Linked DNA regions of Mus musculus: regions 2, 3 and 4 are each linked to region 1. A link is a loop called in an ENCODE intact Hi-C map of the cell type or tissue named here. Cell type or tissue: left cerebral cortex. All regions are shown on one strand.

Evidence for each region. Peaks named below come from ENCODE experiments on the same cell type or tissue, not always from the same donor. Only the 100,000 strongest peaks of a DNase experiment are listed, where the experiment ranks them.
Region 2: it touches region 1 in a loop (1.9-fold over the local background); 2 of 42 quality-filtered maps call a loop at or near these places.
Region 3: it touches region 1 in a loop (2.7-fold over the local background); 4 of 42 quality-filtered maps call a loop at or near these places.
Region 4: a loop joins it to region 1, with 2.0 times the contacts of the local background. A loop is called at or near these places in 2 of 42 quality-filtered maps.

Annotation. Positions count from the first base shown.
Region 1 is chr9:99,138,149-99,140,648 of GRCm38, reverse strand. Pik3cb (phosphatidylinositol-4,5-bisphosphate 3-kinase catalytic subunit beta) reads left to right here and starts at 438. Exons shown (of 24, transcript NM_029094.3): 1 at 438-658. It also overlaps the pseudogene Gm2773. In left cerebral cortex, no CTCF peak of the experiment used is centred here; DNase peaks (open chromatin) are centred at 294 and 1,045; H3K4me3 peaks cover 1,895 bases; H3K27ac peaks cover 1,173 bases.
Region 2 is chr9:99,214,445-99,216,944 of GRCm38, reverse strand. It overlaps a transcript of Cep70 not described here. Among named protein-coding and RNA genes, the nearest start is that of Faiml, 22 kb to the left of the region's middle. In left cerebral cortex, no CTCF peak of the experiment used is centred here; a DNase peak (open chromatin) is centred at 1,475.
Region 3 is chr9:99,433,330-99,435,829 of GRCm38, reverse strand. All of the region lies in intron 1 of Mras (muscle and microspikes RAS), which reads left to right. Among named protein-coding and RNA genes, the nearest start is that of Mras, 2.1 kb to the left of the region's middle. In left cerebral cortex, no CTCF peak of the experiment used is centred here; DNase peaks (open chromatin) are centred at 380, 1,480, 2,084 and 2,378; H3K4me3 peaks cover 2,500 bases; H3K27ac peaks cover 2,500 bases.
Region 4 is chr9:99,218,523-99,221,022 of GRCm38, reverse strand. It overlaps a transcript of Cep70 not described here and the pseudogene Gm2950. Among named protein-coding and RNA genes, the nearest start is that of Faiml, 17 kb to the left of the region's middle. In left cerebral cortex, no CTCF peak of the experiment used is centred here; a DNase peak (open chromatin) is centred at 1,485.

The DNA.
Region 1 (2,500 bases):
AAGTGTAAGGTTTGGCAGCCAAACGTCAGCTGCGGTGGTGCAGAGACGAACACAGAAGTGTTTCAAAGGCTGGACTCTTTACATCTAAATGATCGTTCACATCGCAGGGAATGGAAGGCCAGCTGGGCCGTGGGAACAAAGGGGAGTCTGCGGAGAAGCGGAACCGGGAGGTGCAGGTTTTCCCGAAGGCGGCGAGCTGGGGGCTGCAGACACCGCAGTGCTCTGCGAGCCAACCCCAGCGCGCCGGCAGCGCAGTAGGAACGCGGCACCGACAGCCGCACAGGGCGAGGCTGGTGCTGCCTCCCCTCGAGGGGCGGGGCTTGCGCGGTGAGTGGGCGGGGCTGCCTGGAGGCGGGCGTCGGGGGATTGGCCCTAGAGGGTGGGCGGGGCCGGGCAGCGGGGAGGAGAGCCCGGGAGGCTCGCGCGCGCGCTCGCGCAGGCGCGGGCACGGCGGTGGCGCGCGCGTGCTCCGTCGGGCGGTGCAGCGGCTGCGACGGAGCCGGCCATGGTCGTGGGCGGTGGGCGGGTGTCGCGCTGAGCCCCGAAGGCAGCAAGAGACTGGGAGCGGGGCATGCGGGTGTCGGAGCCAGGCGGGCACGGCTGCGGGAGCTGCTGACGGCGCTGCGGGATCGGGAGCCGGTGGCGGCGCGCGGGGCAGGTGAGCGCGGGAGGCGGCGCGGGCTGCGGCGCTGGCGGCTCGGGCGGGCGCTTCCTGCCGGGCTCGGCCGCGGGAGCGCGGGCTCCGAGGTACGCGGCGCCCAGGCCTCGGGCGGCGGACACCGAGCAGCGGAGGGCGCCCGGTGGGCGACCACAGAGAGAGCGGGCGCGGCACGGCCCAGCCGGTGTCGGTGCGGACGCCCGGCGGCTGCGGACCCTCAGGTGTTTCGGCGCAGCGTTCACCGCACGATTCCGGGCTCTCCGGTTTCAGACCGGTCAGAGTCCCGGTGCTGCGGCTAACCCGTCCCGCGCGGCCTTGGCTGAAATACCCCGAGGAGACGTGAAGCGGGAACTGTGAATACTCACCTCCCGGGATTGCGGGAGGCCGTGCTAACCTCGCTGTAAGTGCTCGGTGGACGGGAGCTTTTGGGAGTCGCTCACTGCAGCATCCTTGCTGGCTCTGGCTTGTTCCTTCCTAGAGGTTGGTATTGGGGGCAAATTTATTTCCGAACCGCTCTAGTGTTGCAATAAGCTCAACTCGAGTTGCTTAACGAAGGAGCCTGTTATCTTACAGCGGCCAGAGTAGGATTCTGTAGTCTCTTCCTAGAATTCTGTAGTTTCTCTCTTGGAAAGGCTGACTTGGAAACCTGTCTTGGGTACGGAGTGAATTAGTGCTAAGAATCCTATCAGAATCAGAGTTTACACAACGTGGAAGATGGTGGTGGGACATGTTACCTGACTTACTTTGGTATTTAACCCATCTGAAGTGACACTTAAATTGTCACTTGTTACAGAGTATAAACACAGGAAGAGTATGGAAACATACTCCTTTTTTCCTGCATTGCTACATCCGAAGGGAGTGACAAGTGCTTTTGTAAACATCGTTGTGGGCAGTGTTACTTACTGTCTGGTGAAGTCATCATAATTAAATTAGATGAGTATTTATTCTGAAGTGCTGAATGGATGTTTGGGAATACCAGTCGTAATGAAATCTCCAAGGAGTCTGAGTTTCCAGGAGTTCATTATCACTTGCGGGTCTTGGTACTGCTTTGTAAGTTTTTTTGTTTTGTTTTGTTTTATTTTGTTTTGGATCTTTTGAGACAGAACCTTGCGGTGTTATGGATCTTTTGAGACAGAACTTTGCGGTGTTAGTCCTCAGTGGTCTGGAACTCACTCTATAGACTAGGCTGGCTTTGATTCATGCCTCTTTCTCCCTTGTCTTTGGATTACAGAACTCGGCATATCCAGAATAGATGTTAAAAGTTAGGGTGGCATCCACTTGTAGTCCCATTGCTGGGGAGGGGCACACAAGTAGATTCCAGGAGTTTGCTGGTAGACCTGCTAGCTTAGCAGAATCATGGCACCCTAGGCCAATGAGAGACTCTACCTAAAAAAATAAGATGTGTGGCATCTGAGGAACACACAACACACACACACACAGATTTTTAAAAAAGAAAGCAGAAGACAGAACTGTGTAGAAAGACTATATAATGTGTGAAAGATCAGGGTGGCTTGGATTAGGCTATTGCCCAAGTTTTGGAAGACCAAAAATCTGAAATGGTAAAATTGAAATTGTAGTCACTAAAGCCAAAAGGATTTAAGAAGCATCTTTAGTTTACCCTCGTGATTCACACACTGACTAGGACATTCCACCTTCAGGGTGTTTTTACAAAGTGGAAAAATCAGGTTGCTTTTCTTGTGCTAAAGATCATTGGCCTGACCACAAGTCAGATGTTGATTTATTTTATTTTATTTTTTAAAACTCAGGGCTTTTTATATCAGGGAAGTGCTTTATGCCAGAGCTTACCTGTCCCCAGCCCTGTTGTATACTTTAAAAAAAAAA
Region 2 (2,500 bases), 76 kb before region 1:
TAATGATGATGACAACAACAACAACATGGAGCTGGAGAGATGGTCCAGTGGTTAAGAGCACTGGTTGCTCTTCCAAAGGACCCAGGTTCAATTCCCAACACATTGCAGCTCAAAACCATCTGTAACTCCAGTTCCAGGGGAATCTAACATCGTCACACAGACACACATGCAGGCAAAACAATCTGCACATAAAAAAAAAGAGAGAGAGATCATAAGGACACTTATTTTGTATATTCATTAGAGAGAGAGAACATTTCTTCACACATAAAACCATCAAGGTCACAGGTAGCCCAGTTTAAAAAAAAAAAAGGAACAAAATAGTTAAAAAGGCATTTCAGAAGGGAGAAGATCCAAGTCGATAAAAGCAAATATGAAAAAGCTACTTACTACTAGTTAGGTGTAGAAGTCTAATTGAGAAATCTCCCTCAGGGGCTTGTCTGAGCGGTTGGTGATACTGTCTGGGACAGTTTAAGAGGCCGGGTCTTGCTTGGGGAAGTTTATCACTGGGGCCAGGCTTTGAGAATTTGTAAACTCCCTCACCTCTGTTTTGCTCTCTCTGCTCTGTGTTTGTGATTGACATGTGGTTTCTCAGCTTCCTGTTCTAACCACTCTGCCTTCCTGCTGCCATGCCTCCTTACCTGACAGACTTTTATCTCTCAGGAGCCATAAGCCCAAATAAACCTTCCTTCTAGTTGTAGCTGTAGGAATGGTATTTAACATAGTAACAGAAAAGTAGCATATTATAGAGATACAAATTAATTTACTAGCGCCCTAAAATGACTTAAAGGTTTTAGGTTTTAGGTTTTAGGAGTGTGTGTGTGTGTGTGTGTGTGTGTGTGTGTGTGTGTGTGTGTGTGTGTGTCTTGGTTTTTCCAGACAGGGTTTCTCTGTGTAGCCTTGGCTGTTCTGGAACTTACTCTGTAGACCAGGCTGGCCTCAAACGCATAGATCCTTCTGCCTCTGCCTCCCCAGAGCTGGGATTAAAGATGTGTGCACCCTACCTCCTAGGCTTGTTTTGTGTTTTGAGGCAGATTCTCACAATGTGCCCCTAGCTGACCTGGGACCCACTAGAATGCTTCTGGGTTGCGAAAAGTAGCAAAGAATGCATAAACCACTGGGAAAGATGAGTAACATCTGTACTGTACTGCAAACACCATGTGACTAGAACATGTGTCCAGACCATTGCCCACACATCAGAAGCCCTAGACCCCGCACCCCCACTTCTCCACCCCCACCCCGCTGCTCAGGGTCTCCTCCCTCTCCACTCTTTTCTGGTCAGTCATCTGTTTCCTTACTTTAGAAAGATGTTACCTACTCTGGGAGTCAGTCTTCTTCCACTCAAGGTCTAGCCACGGGGGCGTGGCTGCCGCCATCATCTTGTTACCATTGTACAATGCGCTGTTTTACAGACATCCTGTCATTTATATATCCTCTTTCCCGTGAGACACGCAGCATCTCTAGTCTGAGGCAATGGCAAGAGAAGCTGCTATATTTGTCACTCCTTTCCTGGCTCACATACTTTGCACAATTTGGATGCATCTACTTTTAAAACTGACGGGGTTGTACATACCTTTATCTAAATAAGGGTAAAAATACATGAGAATTTTGGCCACTTGCTCTTAGCAATATTGAATTGACCAAGAGTTATGTTTTACCCAAAAATAGCTAATAGAGAGGATTTTGAGTGCTCCCAACACAAACAAACGTGGTATCTGATGGAGATGCTGGTTATTCTGACTGGATTATTGTTCATTGTATGAAAATGTCACACCACACTCCATGAACATATCCAGTTACCATATGCAAATTAAAGTAAAGTATACTGAAATCCTGTGTGGTAATGGCACATGCTTTTAATTCCAGCACTTGGGAGAGAACAGAAAGAGGTTTGCCTTGTGTTATATAGCAAGACTCTACCTCAACTAGGAGGAGGGGGGAGGGGGAGGGGGAAGAGGAGGAGGGGGAGGAGGAGGGGGGGATGATGAATGGTAAGGAAGAGGAAGGAGGTTGTAAAAGGCTAACTTTCTGATTTTTTGAACTCAAGCCTGTGAGGGAGGCTACTCAGCCAGGGCCATGCCAGGACAGACGAAGGCCTATGAACATTTCCACACATAGATACGAGAGGGGAGAAGACACAGGGTTTAGGGTGAGGCTGAAGATCTGCAAGCCTGGGAAGGGTTTTGACAGAGCAGAGCATTATCCTGGAGAGATGATCTCAGAGGCACATTGAAGAAGAAGAGAAAAAAAGCTGAATTAAACTCACTAATAACCCTCAGCCCAAAATTCAGAGACTTTTAGTCTCCTCCTGGGAAAGGCCAACCTCTTCCCCTACATTTAATTCCTAGTTTTATACCCAATTACTACGTTTGTAGACCAAGCTGCCTTTGAACTTGTGGCGACCCTCTGCCTTCCAAATACTGAAACTACAGCCACGCACGGCCACACCTAGCACCTCTAGCACTGCTTTGGCCGCACATTTCCTTCCTGAGGGTGACTAACA
Region 3 (2,500 bases), 300 kb before region 1:
GAGCGCTGGGGCAGCTCCTGATGGTGGGGAACCTTCTTGGGCTACAATGGTGTTTTTGATTCTCTGGACCAAATTATAGAGACTGACTGATGACGCTCAAAACTGTGGCCTCCAGAGGTCTGGCTGGCCGAGGAGTGAGCGGAGAATGCTTAAAGCAAAGCTTACAAAGCCCTGGTACTTGATGGGAATTTGCCTATCTTCAGACAGGACGCCTCCAGAAAGATGGGAGAAGTGGGACGTTAACCTACCCAGGACTGTGCCTATGCCTGTGCTTTTGACCCCGTGTCTGTTCTGGCCTGTTGTGAGTGAGGCTCTAAGATGCTGACGTTTAAGGCTTGTGCAGCCTGCACTGTACATTCCTAGTGTACCAGTCCGCACGTCCTGCAGTGGTGGGTTGAAGTGTGGGGTGGCAGCTATGTATATTAACAACTGACGCATGTAAGGGCTCAGCTGTGAACAAAGCACTTTCACTGAAGCAGTTCGTAGACTTTCTCCTGCCCCTTTTCCCAGAGAAGAAATCTGAGCTGCTAACATTCCGTAAACCTTCTTATTTCCTGTAAATTGCATGTCCCTGCTGACTGGGGCTGAAAATGTTTCAGGCCGTGGTGTTTCTTCGGGGATGTGTGTGTGTGTGTGTGTGTGTGTGTGTGTGTGTGTGTGTGTGTGTGCTCATAGTACCCTGCAGGCAGTTAGCCTCGCCGACTGCGTTTCATGGCATGGTTTGGCCTTTCTCTGGCCCGGTGGGAGGTGTGGGGGCTCTGTTGCAGTGGGTTTCAAGGTTGGTCTCTTTGTAGTGGGAGGTTAAGCAAGTCCAATGTTCTGGTGGAAACTGCCACCCCCAGATGTGACCTTGACATTTCCTTATGGAGAGGAAAGGCCCTCTGGGGAGGCAGGTGACTGACTACCCTCTAGAGCAGTGGGCCTTGCTCCTGTCTAAAGCAATTTCCATAGCCGTGGCTGGCCTGCAACCTACTGTGTTCTCTGGTCTGCCACTCACAGAGATCTTCTGACCTCTGCCTCCTGAGTGCTGGGATTAAAGATACATACCACTCGCCTTGGCTGCATTTATAAGATTTGGGGGAGGTGAGTGACAAATGGAACTTTTATTACTAGTTTTAGGCCCAGATGTTTCATACTGTTTGTATACAGTGACAAGTCACTTCCCCCCTGAGGTTGGTCCCTGAGCTCCAGGGATCATCATCCAGAACCAGGGAGGATATTAATGAATTGAGTCCTTTAAGTGACAGGTCCTAACATCATGTGTTTACCAGTCTCCTGGATCGACTCAGTTCTCAGGAAATTGTGATCTCTATCCTGTATTGGACACATGTTGTTGTTGTAATCTTGTCTACCACTGAGAGGCCCCAGTCAGTGCACCTCCCTGGAAGGACCTGAAAACATACTGCTCCTGGGTATTGTGTTGTTTGTGCAAGCCGGGCTAAGTGGGAACTGGGTTCTTGTGCAAAGCTGTAATGCTCACTAGTATCTAGAGGGTCTGAGTGCAGGCATAAGCCGGCTATGAGCTATCAGCACCTTTCTAGAGAGATGGGGAAAATGGAGGAGTTGGCTATGAGCATCTTGCAATCTGGAGCACCTACCAGGTGCCCATGATACAGATGCTGAGCTGAGCGCTTTGTCAATAGACTCTGAAGCCTTACCCTTAGAATTTAATATGATGCTTCCAGGCCGGCCCTGTGGTCCAAATCTGCAGGGATGCAAGTAACAAAACACAAATAACAATAGGCTAGACGCGGCTCAGATCTCCCAAAGACACTCTCGGCTCTTGGAGATCATTGTACCCTTCCAGCTACTTATTGTGTGGGGTAGACGGTCAAGAAGGATGAGGCTTGGAGTTTAGACTCATGATTTGCATGACCTCGAGAAGCTACTCTTTATGTGTACGAGAAGTTAGTAGAGAACATTGTTTGATGTGCAGAGTTGAGCGTGCATGTTGGTAATTTCTCTTGTCACTGTGGCGGGAGGCCTGGAAAAAGAGACTTAAGGAAGAGCTCATGATGACCAACAGTTTGAGAGTACAGCCCCTCCTGACAGAGAAGGCATAGTGATGAGACAGATGGCTGGTCATGCTGCACCCATAGATAGAGAGTAGGAGAGATGAGTGCTGGCTTTGACTTGCTTCCTGTTTATTTAGTTCAGAGGTACCAGCCCGTTGGTGATGCTTGTATTCCCTCCTGCATTAAACATCTCTAGAAACACCTTCACAGACGTGCCCGGGAGTTAGATTCTTAGATGATTTTAAATTTTGTCAAGCAAAGACAAGATTAGCAGTCATAGCATATGACTGGGGGCAGTTACAAATCTCTGAAAATGAGCCACGGGTTGGCCATCCCTGGTCTAATGCCCGTTGTTCCAGAAATGGTTTTTGGAGACTTGTTGTGTAGCTCTTTGTCACAGCTGGGCACTTTTCATCTTTAGAGCATCCTGAAGGGACAGAGACAGAATCCAGAATCTACAGTGACTGGGATACTGTCTTCCCTGG
Region 4 (2,500 bases), 80 kb before region 1:
GCTCTAGCTGTCAACTTGACATAACCTCGAGTCACCTGAGAAAAGAGTCTTAATGAAGGACTGCTACTGTGGGTGTGCCTGTCAGGAATTATCTTGATGACATGAATTGAAGTAGGAAGTGCCTACTGCAGGTGGCACCAGACAGGGGGTCCAAAACTGCATGAGGGATTGAACATAAACATATCTGCACTAAGCTTCTCCTCTCTGCTTCTTAACTATGAATGGGAGGTCACCAGTTCTCTCAAGCCCCTGCTGCTGTGACGTGTATCTGTAAGCTGGCACTGTGAGAGAAAAAAAGAATTGTTTTCTCGCCTATTTCTCAGAGTATGCTCTCACAGCAACAGGAAACAGAGCTGCTGTCTGACATGACTAATAATATTTAGACTATGTAAAAATAAAATAAAATAAAAATTAGGCATAAAAAAATTATTCATCGGTGTTTGTCCACAGGGAGATGGCGGTGGTCTCAATGTCCGTGTCACTAAGACAGGTGTTGTCGGGGCAAAGAGCAGTGGCTACACCTGCCATTTCTGTCCTCAGAGTTCCATCCAGGCTGTTGAGCATCCACATGGAAGCTGGCACAGGATCAAACTGGGGACACACAGCTCGTAACAGTTGATGAGAAATTGGATATCACTACTCTAACTGGTGTTCCTCGAGAGCACATCAAAACCAGAAAGATCAGCCTCTTTGTTCTTGCTCACAATAACATGCAGCCTGGAGTAAGCAACACAAAGCATGGAAGATGGTGTTTGATACCAGGGAGAAATGGGAAAAATCCTTGGATGGGTTGGGCATCAACAGCTGATCCCCTCTCCAACATGGTTCTGACCTTCAGTACCAAAGAAGATGCAATTGTCCTTGCAGGAAAAAAAAATGGATGGAGCTATGACATGGAAGAGAAGATCCTGAAACCCAAGTCCAAGTCTTGTGGTGCAAACGTTTTTCTGAACAACAGAACAAGAGTGTCTACAAAATAGGTTGGCGCTGGCTACATTTCTGCTTGACTGTGACAAAAGTGTCAGCTATGAACTATAGTCCATGGATATGCACCTCTTAATCTCCTGATAAATATGTCCTTTAAACTATAAAAAAATATTCATCAATAAATGGGTTCACGAGAAATACAAATGGCCTGCAAATACATGAAAAAAAATGTCCAATCTCCTCAGTCCTCGGGGCATTGGAAATCAAAGTGACATTGAGATTCTACTTTACCCTTGTCAGAATGGCTATCATCAGGGGGAAAAATACTTTCAAATGGGCTGAGAATATAATCCAGTGGTAGAGCAATTGCCTAGCATGCATGAGATCCTAGGTTCATATCCCAGCACAGGAAAAATATACTGTCAAGGATGTAAGAGCTTTTCATGTACTTGGCAAGAATATAGATAGCAGATTACTCAACAATCTAAAAGTAGAACTATCTTACGCCAGCTAGGCCACTCATGAGAATGTATCTATTGGGCTCTAAATCAACTTCTCTTAGTTAAAGTAATTACTGCCATGATGAAACACCATAATCAAAACAGCTTGGGGAGAAAAGGGTTTATTCGGCTTATGTTTCTTGAGTCACCATCTTTAAGGGAAGGCACAGAGGGAATTCAAACCTTGCAGAAATCTGGAAGCAGGAGCGGATACAGAGACCATGAAGGAGTGCTGCTTACTGGCTTGCTCCTCATGGCTTGCTCAGCTTGCTTTCTTATAGCACCTAGGACCACCATCCATGGGTAGCACCTCCACACAATGGGCTGAACCCTCCTACATCAATCACTAATAAAGATGTTCTGCAGGCTTCCCTACAGCCCCATCTTTGATCAGTTTAGGTTCCCTCCTATCAGATGACTTCAGCTTGTTGACAAGTTGACATAAAACTAGCCAGCATATGAATATAGCACAAAGATACCTGTGCATCAATGGTTAATGCTTCACTATTCAAAACAGCTAATATGTGGAACCAGATTACAGATGCATAGATAAAGAATGTGAGTTATGGGCTGGAGAGAGGACTCAGAGGTTAAAAGCAATTTCCAGCAACCACATGGTTGGCTCACAATCATCTATAACGGGATCTGATGTCCTCTTCTGATGTGTCTGAAGACATCGAAACAGTGTATTTATATACATAAAATAAATAAATAAATCTTCTTTTAAAAAAAGAATGTGAGTTACACACAGACATACATAATAGTTTTTATTTAGTCATAAAGAATAGCAGAATTTGCCAGGTGGTGGTGGCACATGCCCTTTAATCCCAGCACTTGGGAGGCAAAGGCAGGCAGATCTCTAAACCAACCTGGTCTACAATTCCAGGACAGCTAGTGTATGTAGTCCCTGGGTGGCACAAAAGTCATTGCATCACAAAAATCTGTCAAAGCGGCAGCAGGCCCCTCCTTCCCATCCCAGCCTATGACTTCTGGAGTAAAATGTCCCACAGGAGCTGTCCAAAATGGCTGCTCCTGTAGAAATGGCAACACCACAACATCTCAGCCTGCAGCTC